Regions from separate parts of the Homo sapiens genome. Here region 1 is linked to region 2. The links are chromatin contacts, found by Hi-C or POLR2A ChIA-PET in ENCODE. All regions are on one chromosome and are shown on one strand. The core of a region is the stretch at or near the end of the contact, and the rest is flanking DNA. Distances in the headings are between cores, read along the strand shown. Region 1 holds the start of EIF4E2 (eukaryotic translation initiation factor 4E family member 2). Region 2 holds the start of ALPI (alkaline phosphatase, intestinal).

Region 1 (4,091 bases), core at 1,282-3,781, 95 kb before region 2:
GTTTTACGTTATCAATAGGATCAATGGCAATGAGATCTAAGGACTTGATAGGTCTACCCCTTCTCCACAAAAGCAATTACAATCAAAGGTTTCATTCAGAGAAGTTGAGTCCATACAGTAACGGAGATTAGAGCTAATCTTTAATATGAGCCCATTAGATTATATACTACTGTACTCAGCTCCAGCCACTGGACATCTGGAAGGATTCTGGCAAACTGGAACATGTCCTTAAGAGCAATGTGGTAAAAAGTGCAGATTACTAGAGAGAGCAATGTGGTAAAGACTCCAAATATGCAGCAATGGCCTAAACACCGCAGAATTTCTGAATGAAAAACAACATAAAAAAATAAAACTAGGGGCAGGAGTGCTGTTTTCAACTGCTAATTTCAAATGAAAGAAAGCTTGTTTTTCTTTTTTTTTCCTGCAATGCTAGAGGGCAGATGTTAAAAGATTCTGGCTCAATACAATAGTTAATAATTCAAAGTAATTAAAATGACCCAGGTTCTTCAATCGTAGAAGAGGTAAGAAAAAAAAAGAGGGCAAGTTTAATTTTTCTCAAGAGGTGCTTGAACCAAGGTTACACAACAAACCTGGGATAGCCCTTCCTTTGTGTCGGGAATTAGTTAACCTCAGAGTCTCACTTTCCTCATCTGTAAAAGGAGACAACAAGATCCCCTTCACAGAATTGTTAGAGTAGAAATAACATATGAGGCTGGGGGTGGTGGCTCATGCCTGTAATCCCAGCACTTTAGGAGGCAAGGTGGGTGGATCTCTTGAGCCCGAGTTCGAGATCGGCCTGGGCAACATGGCGAAACCCCGTCTCTACAAAAAATACAAAAAAATTAGCAAGGTAGGGTGGCACATGCCTGTAGTCCGGCTACTCTGGAGGCTGAGATGGGAGGATTGCTGGTGCCCGGGAGGTTGAGTGGGCAGTGAGCTGTGATGACACCACTGCACTCCAGCCAGGGTGACACAGCGAGACCCTGTCTCAAAAAATATATATATATATGAAAAATACCTAGCAAGATCCCTGTGGAAGTCCATTATTACCATTCTTACTGCAGACTCCCAAATGATTTGGGTAGGCTTGAGCTAGATGACCCATAAGATGTCTTCTTAGGATGACATTTGATTTGTTCAAATCAGTGGAGGAAGGGGTATAAGGGTTCCAGAAAGCTCCACTGAGGCAGGATTTGGATCTGGAGCTAGTTGTTGCAGGGTTTACAATAGAGATGAAATGGGGCGGCAGCGGGGGAGAGGTTCGTAGAGGGACAGGCTCAGTTAAACAGCAGGATAGAGAAGAGGTCGGGCAAAGACTTTCTCAAGTAGCAGAGACCTCTCAGCAACCAGAAAACATTCCTGAGGACCTACCTGCCTGGAGTGTTGGAAATCCAGTATTCCCTGAATTTGCACAGTACTCTCTGTATTGGAAACACCCCAATTTCCCATCAAAAGCACCAGGTCACAACCTAAACTAATAGTAATTCCACTTTACGTTTATATCGCAATAGTTAGCAATGTTCACAAGCATCTTTAAGCATCGCTGAGTGTGATCTGACCCTTATCACACCCCGGCGTGGCAGCAGGGTCCTAGCCACTAATGTGGTTTGAGCAACAATGGCTTAGAGGCTGGGTAACTTTTCTACAGTCAAACAGATGGTAAGTGGTGAATCTGGGACTAGAAATCCAGGTTTTCGGATGAAGAGACAGTCGATTTACTAGACTACTAGAAGAGAGGAAGGAACATATTCTACCTCAAGATACAATCCTTGGAGGGGGATAAGTAAAGATACTTCTGCATTTTCTCTCTGTACCTCCAAACTGTTTGATGCTGAAACTAGAAACCGGAGCGGGCAGGAGAGGGCAACAAGTATACTTAGGTCTTGGCGAGTGTGTTGGAAGACGGGAACGGGAAGGGGAGGAGAAAGAAAGTAGGAAGAGTCTCAGGAAGATAATTCCTAAGCCAGCCTTCCACCGCGTCGAGGGCAGCAACCACATTACCTCATTGCATCCTCCAAACTCTACGACAAAGGGTGTTACCGTCCCCACTCTGCAGATGAGAAAACTGAGGCTCAGAGGGGAGAGGGAGTGTGTGGGGAAAGCTGGATTCAGAGGCAGCGCTGCCAGACTGCGGAAACACCCAAACCGCCGAGGTCCCCACCCCTCCACGTCGCAGGCAATCCGCATCCACCAGGGCGGGGCGTCCGAAAATCTCCCCCTACCGGGCGGCACAGCCACCCCTCCCCCGGGCCCAGCTCTTCGCCCTCGGTTCGGACGGCCCTGGGGTCTCCGGGACTCCGGTATCCATTGCTCCCCAGCCCCCTCCTCCCCGCCAGTCCAGGCCAGGTCCGGCCGCAGCCGGATCCCAGCAGGGAAGCCGGTGCCGCAGGGTTTGCGCCGCCCCAGCCCCAGCGGGGGCGGGCGCGGGGGAACTGTTCGGGGAAGGGGCCCCGGGGGCGGCCACGAGCCACTCACGCGTCGAACTTGTTGTTCATCCTCTCGCCGCCGCTGTCGCCACTGCCTCAGGGAGTGACTTCCGCTCCACCGGGTCCCTCAGCCTTGGGCCCGGGTACTTCCGGTTTTGCGCGGGGCGCAGCGGAACGTCGGCGCGCAGGCCCGGTTTGGAAGCGGCTATCTCGGGACGCCAGCTCAGGGCGGCTGCGCAGAGGGCTGGACTCAGCGGCGGAGCTGGCTGCTGGCCTCAGTTCTGCCTCTGTCCAGGTCCTTGTGACCCGCCCGCTCTCCTAAGGGAGCGTGTCCTGGCCCCCTCCCGCAGCGGCTCGGAAAAAAGGCAGCACCGCGTCGTTGACGGCGCGGGCTCTGGACTCGCTGCTTGGTAAAAACCTTCCTCTTCCTCCAGTGCGGGACGCACTCTCTGGTATCTCTTTTGACCTCCCGGAGGCTTTCCTTTGTCGGTCGCGGCGCCACTGTACTATGGCATACCTCGTTTTATTACGCTTCGCAGATAGGGCATTCTGAAAACAAATGGAGGGTTTGTGGCAGCCCTGAGTCCAGCAATTGTATCAGCGCCATTTTTCCAACAGCATGTGCTCACTTGGTGTCTCTGTGTTACATTTTGGTAATTCTCAAAATATTTAAAACTTTTTCATGATTTCTGTGTCTGTTATGGTGATCTATGATCAGTGATCTTTGATGTTGCTATTGTCATTGTTTTGGGGTGCCACATACAGCGTCTTTTATAAGACGTGGAACTTAATGTTGTGTGTGTTCTGACCGCTCCACCCACAGACCGTTCCCCATCTCTCTCCCTCTTCTTGGGCCTCCCTATTCCCTGAGACACAACAATATTGAGATTAGGCGAATTAATGACTCTGCAATGGCCTCTAAGTGCTCAAGTGAAAGGAAGAGTCGCACATCTCTCACTTTAAATCAAAAACTAGAAATGATTAAACTGAGTGAGGAAGGTATGTCAAAAGCCGAGATAGGCCGAAGGCTAGGCCTCCTGCGGCAAACAGTTAGCCAAGTTGTAAATGCAAAGGAAAAGTTCTTGAAGGAAGTTAAAAGTGCTACTCCAATGAACACACGAATGATAAGAAAGCGAAACAGCCTTATTGCTGATATGGAGAAGGTTTTAGTGGTCTGGATAGAAGATCAGACCAGCCGCAACATTCCCTTAAGCCAAAGCCTAATCCAGAACAAAGCCCTAACTCTCTTCAACTCTATGAAAGCTGAGAGAGGTGTGGAAGCTGCAGAAGAAAAGTTTGAAGCTAGCAGAGGTTGGTTCATGAGGTTTAAGGAAAGAAGCCATTTCCATAACATAAAAGCACAAGGTGAAGCAGCAAGTGCTGATGTAGAAGCTGCAGCAAGTTATCCAGAAGCTTTAGCTAAGATCATTGACGAAGGTGGCTACACTAAACAACAGATTTTCAATGTAGATGAAACAGCCTTCTATTGGAAGAAGATGCCATCTAGAACTTTCATAGCTAGAGAGGAGAAGTCAGTGCCTGGCTTCAAAGCTTCAAAGGACAGGCTGACTCTCTTGTTAGGGGCTAATGCAGCTGGTGACTTTAAGTTGAAGCCAATGCTTATTTACCATTCTGAAAATCCTAGGGCCCTTAAGAATTATACTA
Region 2 (4,043 bases), core at 21-2,520:
CCAGAACCTGCTGACCCAGATCAGGCTTTTGGTTGCCTGGATCTGAGCCTGTGCCACCTTCCCCTCTGCCCAGCCCCAGCCCTTGGCCCGGGGGTCGCACGTCAATGTCCATGTTGGAGATGAGCTGAGTGGCGATGTCCTGGCACCCCTCCTGGCGGGCTGAGGCAGGCATGTCAGCATCTGAGTACCAGTTGCGGTTCACTGTGTGTGCGTAGGTGCCGGCTGGCGAGGCGTGCTGCACCCGTGTGGTGGTCACCACTCCTACTGACTTTCCTGAGGGTGACAGAGGTCAGGATCGGTGACCGAGATCTTGGGCCTGGTCCTGACCCCACAGCGGGCCCCAGCTCACCTGCTTGCTTGGCCCGGTTCATCACGGAGATGACCTCATTGCCGCGTGTCGTGTTGCACTGGTTAAAGCGGGCGGCTGCACTCAAGCCGATGGTCTGGAAGTTGGCCTTGACCCCGCACAGGTAGGCCGTGGCTGTGGCTGCGCTGTCTGGCACCTGTCTGTCCACATTGTATGTCTGCGAACGGAGACACCCTGAGCTCTACTTCGGGGCGGACACCCAGACCCCAACCAAGGACCTGGTTCTGGTCCTCTGGGATCCTAACTGCTCCCAGCTCCTAACTTAGGCCCCAGCTGTCCTGGCTCCCTCCCTCCTGCCACACTCCATATCCTTGATCCCTCTCCTCTGCTTGGAGGACTCTGAGGTGGCCCAGCCCTTACCTTGGACAGAGCCAGGTATGGGAAGCGGTCCATGGCCAGGGGCGTCTCAGGCCCCAGTTTGCCATTCTTCTGCCCCTTTAGGATCCTGGTGGCTGTCACCGTGGGCACCCCCAACCCTGAAGGAGCAGAAATGTGTGAGTCCTGGGCCCCAGGGTTGTCCTGGAACCACTGAAGGTCCCGGGTGCCGGGGCTGTGAGGACTACGGGGCTGGACAGGCCTTGCTCACTCACCATCGCCCAGGAAGAGGATGAGGTTCTTGGCGACCTTCTGGATGGGCTGCAGCTTCTTGGCAGCATCCAGGGCCTCAGCTGCCTGGCGGTTCCAGAAGGCCGGGTTCTCCTCCTCAGCTGGCCAGGGGGAGAGTAGAGATCAGGTCAGCCTGGCTGAGGGGGTGCCCTGTGTGTGGAACAGCTTGGGGAGCCTCATTACCTGGGATGACGCCCAGGGAGAGCTGTAGCCTCAGGCCCAGCAGCAGCAGCACCCAGGGCCCCTGCATGTCTTGGGGGCAGCAGGAGGGAGGCGAAGTGGGGACACCAGGAACCGGCTGCAGCGCAGGCTGCCTGGGTTTAAATCAGGGGAGGACTTTGCCCCTGGCTGTAAATGCTCCACGTCCCTCCCCACACCCCTGGTGTCCATCTTGACCCCGCCCAGTCCTGTGACCTGAAGCCAAGCTTGCTGAAGGGAAGGGACTGGGTGTGGCTCACAGTGTCTTGTGGGAGACGCGTTGCCACTCCTTCATTCACCTCATTCAAGGTGTGAAGAGAGGTGAGACTGGAAACACACAGCCTAGGCCAGGGCCCGGGTTAGGGCTCGTAATGTCACGAGCCCCAGAGGAGTGTGAAAGGAGGCACACTGGGTGGCCTGGCTGCCCTAGAACCCACTTGGTGTATATGGGTGCCCACACCTATGTCCTGAGGACGCAGGCTGGGAAGGGGCCAGTGCTCTGGGTCAGCCAGACCTGGGCTGGGTCTTCCAGAGCAGCCTGTGCACTTGAGGTTGACCCCTGTTCCCTTGCACAGGTAGATGGAGCCTGGGGTGAGTCTGTTTTCCATGGGCCCCGGGGAACACCCAGAAGTGTAGCCTCTGATAAGGAGTTCAGAGAGTTTGGTAACCTCAGGCTGAGTTCAAAAGTATTGCTTCAGTCCAGACATCCCACTCTGAGTGTGTAGCCAAAGGAATGCGAACTAGGGACTCGAACAGATAACTGCACACCCATGTTCCCAGCAGCATTATCCACAGCAGCCAAGAGCTGGAAGCTACCCAAGTGTCCAGCAAAAGAGAAATGGAGAAACCAAACAGGGTGCACACATACAATGGAGTATCACGCAGCCTTGAAAACAAAGGCGACCCTGACACCTGCTACAACATGGATGAACCTTAGGACATTATGCTCAGTGAAATATACCAGTGCAAAAGAACAAATACGCACGAACACACTTCTCTGAGGTCCCGAGGGGAGTCAAATACATAGAGACAGAAGTGGAATGGAGGTTGCCTGAGGCTGAGGGAGGAGGCAATGGGTTAGGGTTGGGGTTAGGGTTAGAGTTGGAGTTTAATAGGGACAGAGCTTCAAGGTTGCAGGATGAGAATGTTCTGGAGATCAGCTGCACAACACTGTGCGTGTACTCAACACTGCCGCCCTGTACACTTGAAAATGGTGAAGGAGGTAAACTTGATGTACCGTGTTTTGTAGCACAATTCAAAAACTGGTTCAAGAAGAAAAGGCTCCTCCAGCTCCACCCACCCCAGCCCAACCACAGCAGCCCCTTCTCCACTCGAGCCTGTTTACCTCAAACCCCAGGCTTGGCCCTCAGAACCCAGGGGACCTCACCTGCTGCCCAGCCTCTGCCTGCCCTGCCCCACTCCCCACCACGCCTAGGGCCTCCCTCAGGCCGAGCTTTCCCGGGTCCTCCTGCCTGCGCCCTCCTGGCTTCCCGGTGGTCGTCCTGGGGCTCTCAGGGAAGATGTCGCTCTCATAGGTCCTTCTTGCCCCCTGCTTGTTGCCCCCTTAGTTTCCTCTACCTCCTGCTTCATCTTGCTGAGTTAGGAACATTCTTGGCTGAAAGTCAGAGGAGACTCACTAATGGGTCTCCTCAATTAATTGATTGATTGATTCCAAAGTCAAGGTGAGTCAGGAGGCTTTATAGCCACCCTGAGTTTCATGTTTAAGTTGGAATTTTTGACAGAACTATAGATTCACAAGTAGTTGTAAGAAATAATACAAGCTGGGTGCGGTGGCTCATGCCTGTAATCCCAGCACTTTGGGAGGCCGAGGTGGGTGGATCATGAGGTCAGGAGATCAAGGCCATCCTGGCTAACACAGTGAAACCCCATCTCTACTAAAAATACAAAAAATTAGCTGGGTGTGGTGGCATGCACCTGTAGTCCCAGCTACTTGGGAGGCTGAGGCAGAAGAATCACTTGAACCTGGGAGGTGGAGGTTGCAGTGAGCTGAGATCATGCCACTGCACTCCAGCCTGGGTGGCAGAGTGAGACTCTGTCTCAAAAAAAAAAAAAAGGGAAATAATACAAGAGGCCCTACGTAGTGGCTCACCCCTGCAATCCTAGCACTTTAGGAGGCTGAGGCGGGAGATTCACTTGAGCGCAGGAGTTTGAGACCAGCCTGGGCAACATGGAAAAACCTCATCTCTACAAAAAATACAAAAATTAGCGGAGCGAAATGGCCTGCTCCTGTGGTCCCTCCACAGGAAATAAATTAAATAGCCTTTGGGTGTGAGCTGAAATTATCTCTCCACCTACTTGGGAAGCTGAGGTGGGAGTATCACTTGAGCCCGGGAGGTGGAGGTTGCAGTGAGTCAAGACCATATCATTGCACTCTAGCCTGGGTGACAGAACAAGACCCTGTCTAAACAAAAAAAAAAAAAGAAGAAAGTACAAGAGATGTCTGTGCACTTTGCTTAGTCTCCCCCAGTGGCATAATCCACAGTTATTATTCAGATTTCCCCAGTGTTACCTGTATTCGTGTGCATGTGTGTGGGAGTGTGTATACAATTTATCACCTAAGTAGGTTTGTGTAACAGCACCATAGTTGAGATGCTGAAGAGCTCCAACCCCACAGGGTACTTTTATAACCAGGCCACCTCTTTCCTCTACCTCTTCCCCTGTCCCTAATCCTTGACAACCAGATATGTGTCCAACCTGGGTGACAGAGTGAGACAACATCTCAGAAAAAGAAAAAAATAAGAAATGCCTTGTGGACTTTGCATAGTTTCCCCACCTTTGGTTAGTTTCACTGCCACCCTAACTTTGCCATCTCCCCTTTAACAAGATAAAGCATGCTTTAGACTCAAAACAT

Evidence for each region. Hi-C counts contacts between places; a loop is a spot of excess contacts on that map. ChIA-PET counts read pairs that join two places held with the same protein, here RNA polymerase II (POLR2A). Pooled maps may share reads with other maps.
Region 1: POLR2A ChIA-PET joins it to region 2 with 11 read pairs in PC-3. The contact joins the promoter of EIF4E2 here to the promoter of ALPI in region 2. A Hi-C loop is called at or near these places in 5 of 50 pooled maps. POLR2A ChIA-PET finds 5 or more read pairs at or near these places in 2 of 52 experiments (OCI-LY7 and PC-3).

The regions. Positions count from the first base shown.
Region 1 is chr2:232,549,129-232,553,219 of GRCh38, reverse strand. It overlaps EIF4E2 (eukaryotic translation initiation factor 4E family member 2), which reads right to left and starts at 2,531. Exons shown (of 7, transcript NM_004846.4): 1 at 2,476-2,531. The coding sequence starts at 2,495. It overlaps TIGD1 (tigger transposable element derived 1), which reads left to right and starts at 2,663. Exons shown (of 1, transcript NM_145702.4): 1 at 2,663-4,091. The coding sequence starts at 3,338. MIR5001 (microRNA 5001) reads left to right here and starts at 2,647; the gene lies at 2,647-2,746. RefSeq lists a silencer at 2,151-2,520.
Region 2 is chr2:232,453,380-232,457,422 of GRCh38, reverse strand. It overlaps ALPI (alkaline phosphatase, intestinal), which reads right to left and starts at 1,270. Exons shown (of 11, transcript NM_001631.5): 1 at 1,157-1,270; 2 at 958-1,074; 3 at 728-843; 4 at 350-524; 5 at 101-273. The coding sequence starts at 1,223.